Regions from separate parts of the Homo sapiens genome. Here region 1 is linked to region 2. A link is a loop called in an ENCODE intact Hi-C map of the cell type or tissue named here. Cell type or tissue: CD4-positive, alpha-beta T cell. All regions are shown on one strand. Each heading gives the region's core, and the rest is flanking DNA. Links, peaks and the distances in the headings are about the cores only.

Region 1 (4,371 bases), core at 145-4,144, 210 kb after region 2:
GGGCCCCTGCCGGAGCAGGAGTCATCAGCTCCAAGACCTACAGGACCGCAGCGTGCTGGAAGCCCGGCGTATTCCGGCACATCTTATTAGAGCACAGGTTTTGTTTCATTTAGATGAGAGGGGCGTGGATTTCTCTTTGGAAAAATAACACAGATCTCGGTCTTCTGAGGTGCAGGTCGCCAGGGCCGGCTTCTCCCCATCTCCCGTGGTTCCGGAGGCCATGGCAATTCAAGGCACTTTCTCCCTTCCTCTGTGAAGGTCTATGTTTTGTTCAGGGAAGATGACAATGAAAGTGATAGACAAAGTATTGATTCCAGACACCCGTGAAAGTACGAGGTTGATATTTCCGTTTTCTGTAGAGCAACACTGAAAACAATGTTCTCAGAATAGGAGCTATTTGTCCTATTTGTCTCAAAGTCAGGGCGTTTATCTGGCTATAAATTCCATGGCTCTGAGGCAGAGAAAATGACCCCCTTGTTTGCAGGTGAGCTGGGCGTCCTCCAAAACCGGGGCTCACGCAGCACCACAGACATTCAGCTTTCAGCCGGATCCACACATTTTTTTTTTTCTTTTTTGAGACGGAGTCTCACTCTGTTGCCCAGGCTGGAGTGCAGTGGTGCAATCTCGGGTGACTGCAACCTCCGCCTTCCGGGTTCAAGCTGAATCATATTCCATCGTAAGTATACCATCAGTGTCTTCAGAAAATCTACAGCCTCCTGACTAGCTGGGATTATAGCCTTGTGCCACCACACCCGGCTAATTTTTTTTTTTTTTTTTTTTAGTAAAGATGGGGTTTTACCATGTTGGCCAGGATGGTCTTGATCTCTTGATCTCGTGATCTGCCCACCTCGGCCTCCCAAAGTGCTGGGATTACAGGCGTGAGTCACCGCGCCCGGACCACACATTCATGGCGAGATGCCCTGGCTCGGCCTCGCCACTTCCCTGGAAGTGAGCTGGCCAGGTAAGCGGAGCTGGCACTCCTGCCCATTTTACAGAAGAGAGAACTAAGGGGAGTCGAGGTGACTTGGCCAGGTCAGCATGTGGGGAAAGGGCAGCCCTGGCTCCAGGCTGGGTTTTCTGTTGCTGTTTAAACCACTGGTGGAAGTCCCAGGACACAGCTGGGGCAGCACAATGGGCCAGGAGCTGCACCCCGTTCGAGCGCCGCCCGCTGATCATCAGGTCCCGACTGCTCTGGAGCTCTGGTCAGCAGGGAAGGCGATGACGGCACCTTTGAAAGGCACCATGTCACATCCCTGCTGAAACCCCAGCATGGATCTGATTGTGTTCCCCTGGGTGGGATGGGCTCACCGGTGCCTCTAGCGTGGAGGAGGCAGAAGACGCCCAGCCGCTGTGAACACCTCTGACCACAGTGTGCCTCTTCTGGCTGCCATCCAAGCTAAGCACCTCACTGATCCCATCAAAGGGACCAGTGCCAAGCCTCTCCCCTCTGCGGAGCTGTGATGACCACAACCCAGGCTTCCTGCAGCTGAAAGGTGTTTCCTCACGGAGCCTTTTTCAGAAGGGGAGTGGCACAGCCACCAAACAAGAGGGTGCCGGCTTGGCTGCCTTCCCCCGGACTCACCATAGAACCAGGCCACTCCGATGGCTTCGATGAGCACTCCAAAGAGGATGGACGTGCCGGCTGCAAAATGGTCCAGGAGCGTGAAGACGTAGATGCCACCCTGGAAGAGAGGGGAGCCTGTGGACCTACAGAAGGGCTTTCCCCAGAGGTAAACCCAGCCTGGGGATTCACTGTGCACACAAATTGTTTCACTCACTGCAAAACTCTGGTTTGAGTCCCTAAAATTCAACCCACATGCAGCTTCTTAGGGCCACGTGTATTACAAAAAATAAAAATAAAAATGACCTCTCCTTTCCCTTCCTAGGGCTTCATGTGCAATTAGAAATGGAAGCAACCGAATGCGGAACTTGGCAGTGCCTCCCTTGGAGAGGGAGTGGCCTGGGCTCCCCCTCCCACATAGATAGGCTCTGCCACCACACCCCCAGCGTCCCCCAGTCCCCAAACCCTAGAAGGAGGCAGCTTCAGCCTGGGGTGCTTCTGGGGGAGCTGTCCAGGTGCTGAAGTGACTCTGGGACCAAGCTCTGGATGTGCAGTTACCCTGTGCACTGCTACGAGTCATTTTCTGGGGTGGGTGGGTTCGCAGCTCCCTGGAAGTGCTGCGGTTCTGTCTGGCCTGACAGTCCCAGCCAGGGCGCCCCGTGCCACGTGCTAAGGAGACATGACCAGGAGAAGGCGAAGCCGGCGATGGTACGTACGTTGGTGACGCAGAACAGGGACAGGAGGAAGGTCGCCAGGACGATGAAGAGCGTGAAGAGCTCACGGTGTCTGTGCAGCAGCTGGAACTCATCGATGAGCCCGGTGATCACTGACTCCATACCACCCATCTGCACACAGAGCACAGGGTCGGGCTGCAGGCTGGCGGCGCTCCTGACCGCAGCCTGGGCCAAGACCTACTTGTCACCCAGTGGACGCACACCCGGGGATGGACACGGAACAGGGGCCACATGGCCGTCCAGGGTGCAGGATGCCTGGTAGTGAGGACAGCTGTTGGCGAGGGCTTCTATGGCGGCACGACCGCAGGAGAGAGGACCCAGAGGGACCACTGTATCCACGGTAGGGGGTTTGCAGCCTCTTCGATGTCTCTGGGTGGGTAAGATGCGGCATGGCTAAAACAATGCCACCCTGTCCACTGCTGCTGCACGGGCTCAGCTTGGCCAGATTTTCCTGAGCAAGATGCGTCCCCCACACAAAGCTTTCAGCTGCACCTGGCCTTGTCATTGGCTACGCCTTCCCGACGGAGCCTCCTGACTCCTGGCATCCTCCTGTGGGACACCGTCCAGGCACCTGACTCCTGCTTAGTGACCTTCTTCACCTTGCTCGGTCCAGACCCCTCTTCATGCTCTCATGTCAGGAACATGAGGCCTGTGGTCAACCCAGGAGCCGTGGACGAGGTGGATAGGATATGAGTGGGGGGCCGGGTGCATGACCAGCGTTTATAAGGCAAGGGATTCTGGGTTCTTTGGTCCCAAGCAGCTGACAGGGAAGAAGGAGCCTGAGAAAGTCCAGCAGGCCCAGGGCCGATCAAGGGCTGGACCCGCCACCCCCAGCAGCTGGAGGTGCAGGGGCCACACACAAAGCATTCAGGGCCAGGCCTGGGATTGGTAGGTGCCAGGAACTTCTGTTGCCCTCCTCATTCCTCATGGGGTAGCTGAGGCTTCCAGGGAAAGCCACGAGATATGAAGGACCTGCTGTGTGCCCTCCAAGGCCCCACCACTCTGGTGTCCGGAGCCAAGTCTTTGGTGGCTGGGGCCCTGCTACACGTGCATGCATGTCTGTGTGTATGTGTGTGTGCATGCGTGTGTGCATGTGTGTGTTCGTGTGTGTTCATGTATGTGTGCGTGTGTGCATGTGTGTATGTGTGTGCATGCATGTGCATGGTGGTGTGAATGTGTGTGTTCGTGTATGTGTGTATGTGTGTGCGTGTATGTGTGTGTGTGCATGTGTGTGCACATTTCCAGGATCTGTAGGTGGCTCAGGGCAGGGCACACAGGTACCCCAGAGTAGGGGGATAAAGGGAAAGGTAAACTCCAGTCACCACTCACTCCAGCCCCGAGAAAGGTCTCCCAAATAATCACGGGGCTCGCCCAAGTCAAGGACAGGAGGTCTGGGGGCCGTACGTGAGCCCAGGGATCTTGCCTAGCCCTGGGAGGGCAGGGCCCCCTCGGGTGGAAGGAACCCAACTGCCGAGGACAGGGCCGGGCGGTGCGGGTTACTCACGGCGCTGTCGATACCCAGGGTGAGCAGCATGATGAAGAAGACCACGGCCCAGGCTGAGGACAGAGGGAGCGTGGCGATGGCTTCCGGGTAGATGATGAAGATCAGCCCTGGCCCTGAAACAGAACCCGCCCTGCTTGCCACAGAGCCCACGCTGTGCTCTCCCGCCCATCCTGCCCCACCCCGCCCCGAGAAGCATGGCCTGCCACAGGCCTGTAGAGACTAGGGCTGGTGCGGCTCTGCTGAAAAGCCCCCTTCTATATGTCCAGCAGACCAGGCCTGGGACTCAGGAAAGCGGAAACCCAGAACTGATCAGAGGGCTTTGGTTCATGCCCACCACCCAGCAATGGGGCTCCTCCAAATTACCTGGGTCCTTTTGGGCTATGGGGGTGCTTGGGGAAGGAAGGGGCAGAAACAAGGAGGAGCAGGAGGGGCTTCCAGGCTGGTCCTGCCCTTCATCCCAGGGACATCTGCTAATGTCCTTCGAGTTAGTTTTTCCTGCACATACCATGCAACATACACACTCAGACACACATACCATGCAACATACACACTCAGACACACATACCATGCAA
Region 2 (4,304 bases), core at 305-4,304:
AGGGGTTGGGTACTATTGTAGTTGGGTCCTGTGGGAGTTGGGTTCTGTGGGAGTTGGGTACTGTGGGAGTTGGGGACTGTGGGAGTTGGGTACTGTGGGAGTTGGGTACTGCAGGGGTTGGGTACTGTGGAGGTTGGGTATTGTGGGAGTTGGGTCCTGCGGGAGTTGGGTACTGCGGGAGTTGGGTACGGCAAGGGTTGGGTACTGTGGGGGTTGGATACTGTGGGAGTTGGGTACTGTGGGAGTTGGGTACTGCAGGGGTTAGGTACTGTGGGGATTGGATACTATGGGAGTTGGGTACTGTGGCAGTTGGGTACTGCAGGGGTTGGGTACTGTGGGGGTTGGATACTGTGGGAGTTGTGTTCTGTGGCAGTTGAGTAGTTGGGAGTTGGGTATTGTGGCATTTGTGTACTGTGGGAGTTGTGCACTGTGAGAGTTGGGTACTGTGGGAGTGGGGTACTATGGCAGTTGGGTACTGCAGGGGTTGGGTACTGTGGGGGTTGGATACTGTGGGAGTTGTGTTCTGTGGCAGTTGAGTAGTTGGGAGTTGGGTATTGTGGCATTTGTGTACTGTGGGAGTTGTGCACTGTGAGAGTTGGGTACTGTGGGAGTGGGGTACTATGGGAGTTGGGTACTGCAGGGGTTGGGTACTGCGGGGGTTGGGTACTGAGGGGGTTGGGTACTGCGGGGATTGGGTACTGAGGGGGTTGGGTACTGTGGGAGTTGGGTACCGTGGGGGTTGGATACTGTGGGAGTTGGGTTCTGTGGGAGTTGTGTACTGCAGGAGTTCGGTACTGTGAGAGTTGGGTACTACGCTTTGTTTTACATATACGAATGCTGGGCCTGAGGGCACTAAGAACTATGGGGCCAGTGGCCCAGCAAATGTGGTCCAAGTTGGTTTTGGTTGCTACCCCGCAACCTGGTTGCCTCTGCAGAAGTTTCTAGAGGCACTGGGGAGAGGAGGAAGCCTCAAGGCCACTGGCCCCAGGCACCCTTTAAGTTGGGCCCCAAGGCCCCTGGGAAACTCAGGTGTGTCCAGTGGGGCTTGCAAGGGGCAGGGACCCTCCACACACATCTGGGCTCATGCCTCCAATCGTCTTTGGTGTGGACTCTCCCACAAAGCTCATTCAGAAGACCTGCCCTTAACCATCCCACGCTCATTCTCCCTTGCTGGTCCTTGGGGTCCAGGAGACACGTCCTCCCCATCTGAAGACTGTCCTGTCCCCTCCGCCATTCCTGAGTCCCCACTCCAGGCCTGGGCCAGCCACTGACTCTCTCTCTCTGTCTGTCTCTGTCTCTTTGTGTCACTCTGTCTCTGTTTCTTCCCCCTCTCTGTCTCTGTCTCTTTTTCTCTCTCTGTGTCTCACTGTCTATCTTGCTCTGTCTGTGTCTTTCTCTCTCTCTCCCTGTCTTTCTCTGACTTTCTTTCTCTGACTTTCTTTCTCTGTCTCTCCCTCTCTCTCTCTATCTCTGTCTCTCTCTGTCTGTCTCTGTCTTTCTCTCTCTGTCTCTCCCTATCTCTTTCTTTGTCTCTATCTCTCCCTGTCTCTCTTTCTCTATATCTGTCTTTCTCTCTCTCTTTTTGTCTGTCTCTGTCTCTTTCTCTGTCCGTTTCTGTCTCTCTGACTCTATCTCTGTCTCTCTCTGTCTCTGTCTATCCCTGTCTCTCTTTCTCTGTCTTTCTCTCTCTGTCTCTCCCTATCTCTGTCTCTCCTTGTCTCTCTCTGTTTCTGTCTTTCTCTCTCTCTGTCTCTGTATCTCTCTGTCTCCCCCATCTCTCTCTCTCTGTCTCTGTCTTTCTCTGTCTCTATCTCTCTGTCTTTGTCTATCCCTATCTCTCTCTGTCTCTGTCTCTCTCTGTCTTTCTCTCTCTTCCTGTCTCTCTGTCTTTCTCTCTCTTCCTGTCTCTCTGTCTCTGTCTCTCTGTCTCTGTCTCCCCATCTCTCTCTTTTTCTGTCTCTGTCTCTCCATCTCTGTCTCTCCCTGTCTCTCTTTCTCTGTCTGTCTCTGTCTTTCTCTATCTCTCTGTCTCTCTCTGTCTTTCTCTCTGTGTCTCTCCTTGGCTCTCTTTCTCTGTCTTTCTCTCTCTCTCTGTCTCTCCCTCTCTCTGTCTCTGTCTCTCCCTCTCTCCTTCTCTGCCTCTATCTCTCTGTTTCTCTTTCTCTGTACTTTCTCTCTCTCTGTCTCTCCCTTTCTCTCTATCTCTGTCTCTCCTTGTCTCTCTTCCTCTGTCTGTCTCTGTCTTTCTCTCTCTCTGGCTCTCCCTGTCTCTTTCTTTGTCTCTTTCTCTGTCTCTATCTCTCTGTTTCTCTCTGTCTCTGTCTATGTCTGTCTCTCTCTTTATCTCTGTCTCTCCCTGTCTCTGTGTCTCTGTCTCTCCCTCTCTCTTTCTCTGTCTTTCTCTTTCTCTCTGTCTCTGTCTCCCCATCTCTCTTTTTCCCTGTTTCTGTCTCTGTGTCTTTCTCTCTCTGTCTCCATCTCTCTCTGTCTCTCTGTCTCTGTCTTTGTCTCTCTCTCTGTCTCTGTCTCTCCCTCTCTCTGTCCCTGTCTTTCTCTGTCTGTCTTTCTCTCTGTCTCTCTCTTTTTTCTCTGTCTCTCTCTCTCTCCCTGTCTCTCTTTGTCTGTCTCTCCCTGTCTCTGTCTCTGCCTTTCTCTCTCTGTCTTTCCCTCTCTCTGTCTCTGTTCCTGTTTCTCTTTCTCTGTCTCTGTCTCTCCTCGTCTCTGTCTCTACCTCTCTCTGTCTTTGTCCCTGTCTCTGTTTCTGTCTTTGTGCCTGTCTCTCTTTCTCTGTCTCTCCTTGTTTCTGTCTCTCCCTGTCTCTCTTTCTCTGTCTCTGTCTTTCTCTCTCTGTCTTCCCAAGTCCCCACCCTTCCCTCCAATCTGCGCTGTGCTCGGAAGCCAGGAGTCCTTAAATGCAAACGTGATCTCTTCCTTCTGGCCTCCCTTTCTGAGTTCCTGTGTCCTAGGGGCAAAGGTCAGGCGCCTAAACTCGCTCATCTCTGAGTGACGCCCCCAGCGCCTTCATCTCCATTACTCAGCGAATGTCGATGAGCCCTGTGCAGGGTGGAGGTGGGGGCGGGGGCGGCTCTGGGTCCTTATCGCCCAGCGGTGCAGACTGAGATAAAGGAACCAGGAGGCTAGGGAGAAAGTCCCATGCCTGCCGGGAAGGCCCCGGCTATGGAAGGAGCCATGTGGGCAGTGGGGGCAGGGGGCCAGCGAGGGCCCCCAGGGAGGTGAGCCCAGAGGCTGAAGGAGGCAACGGGAGGAAGGCCTGGGGAGGCGCAGGGTGTGGCACCGTCCCTGGCCTCAGGAAGGCTGGTCCGGGATTCCAGAGCTTGAGGTCTCCTAGATGGGAGAGACGTGAGGGGAGGCCCAAGTGGGGGCCCAAACGGGCAGCGCCCGACAGAGGATGGCCTCCAACTCCCTGTGCGGAAAACCAGGAGAGAATCCCACTCTGGCTTTGGAGACACAACCCCCAGGATCCTCTCCTGAACTCCCCGCAACGTTCCTCCTGCCCCTCCTGGACCCCGTGGTCAGCCCTGTGGCTTCCCTGCACGGCCTCTTTGCTGGGGAGCAGGAACACCATCTCCTTCGCTGTCCCATGCCCGGCACAGGACTGCCCCCCACAAAGTGCTCCACAGAAGGACAGAAACCGTGCAGTCACCGGGAAGGTGGGGATCTGGGGTGGCTGCAGGTTCCATGACACAGGACCCTCCATCCCCCGTGACCCCAGAGGGCCCTTGGGGACGAGGCTGCCCTAGAGGGTGGCTCTGGGTCCTGAACCTATGGCCGGGAGCTGAACTCCTCCTGCTCGATGTTCTCCAGCTCAGCCAGGGATGGGATCCGGGCATCCAGGCTGGGGTTGGGCAGCGTGAGCTGTTCATTATGAAGTTCATTACGAACCCCAGAATGAAACTGTGGCCCAGGGGGCACAGCCACGGGAACCCCACTCTCAGGTTGATTCAGGCCACATCCCAAGGAGCCGTGGTTCCGTGGGGACTGGTGGGAAGCCGGGCCCCCGAGCAGCCGTCTAGAGCCCAGAGCCAGGCTGGAGGGGTCCAGGGCCTCGCTGTGCTTGGTGTGAGCAGACCAAGAGCTGCCCCAGGGCCCCTGCTCCCGCTGAGTTCCCTCTCCCTGGACTGGGGTGGGGGCCGGGGATGCCTGTGCTCCAGGGAGCTGTGGAGAGGCCCACCCGGCGTCCTGCAGGTGGGGGTGTGCGGCAGCCAGGGGCTCCCAGACCGGGGCAGAGCCAGCATCCTGTTTGCCTTGGTTCTTTCTCCCCGGGGTGCACCGGCGTTTGTACG

What was found. Hi-C counts contacts between places; a loop is a spot of excess contacts. Peaks named below come from ENCODE experiments on the same cell type or tissue, not always from the same donor. Only the 100,000 strongest peaks of a DNase experiment are listed, where the experiment ranks them.
Region 1: a loop joins it to region 2, with 1.8 times the contacts of the local background. A loop is called at or near these places in 1 of 110 quality-filtered maps.

The regions. Positions count from the first base shown.
Region 1 is chr5:1,407,444-1,411,814 of GRCh38, forward strand. It overlaps SLC6A3 (solute carrier family 6 member 3), which reads right to left. Exons shown (of 15, transcript NM_001044.5): 9 at 3,800-3,912; 10 at 2,278-2,406; 11 at 1,583-1,682. Among named protein-coding and RNA genes, the nearest start is that of LINC01511, 30 kb to the left of the region's middle. In CD4-positive, alpha-beta T cell, for the core only: no CTCF peak of the experiment used is centred there; a DNase peak (open chromatin) is centred at 2,078; H3K27me3 peaks cover 484 bases.
Region 2 is chr5:1,197,048-1,201,351 of GRCh38, forward strand. No RefSeq gene overlaps it. Among named protein-coding and RNA genes, the nearest start is that of SLC6A19, 2.4 kb to the right of the region's middle. In CD4-positive, alpha-beta T cell, for the core only: CTCF peaks have their summits at 1,677 and 2,107; no DNase peak of the experiment used is centred there.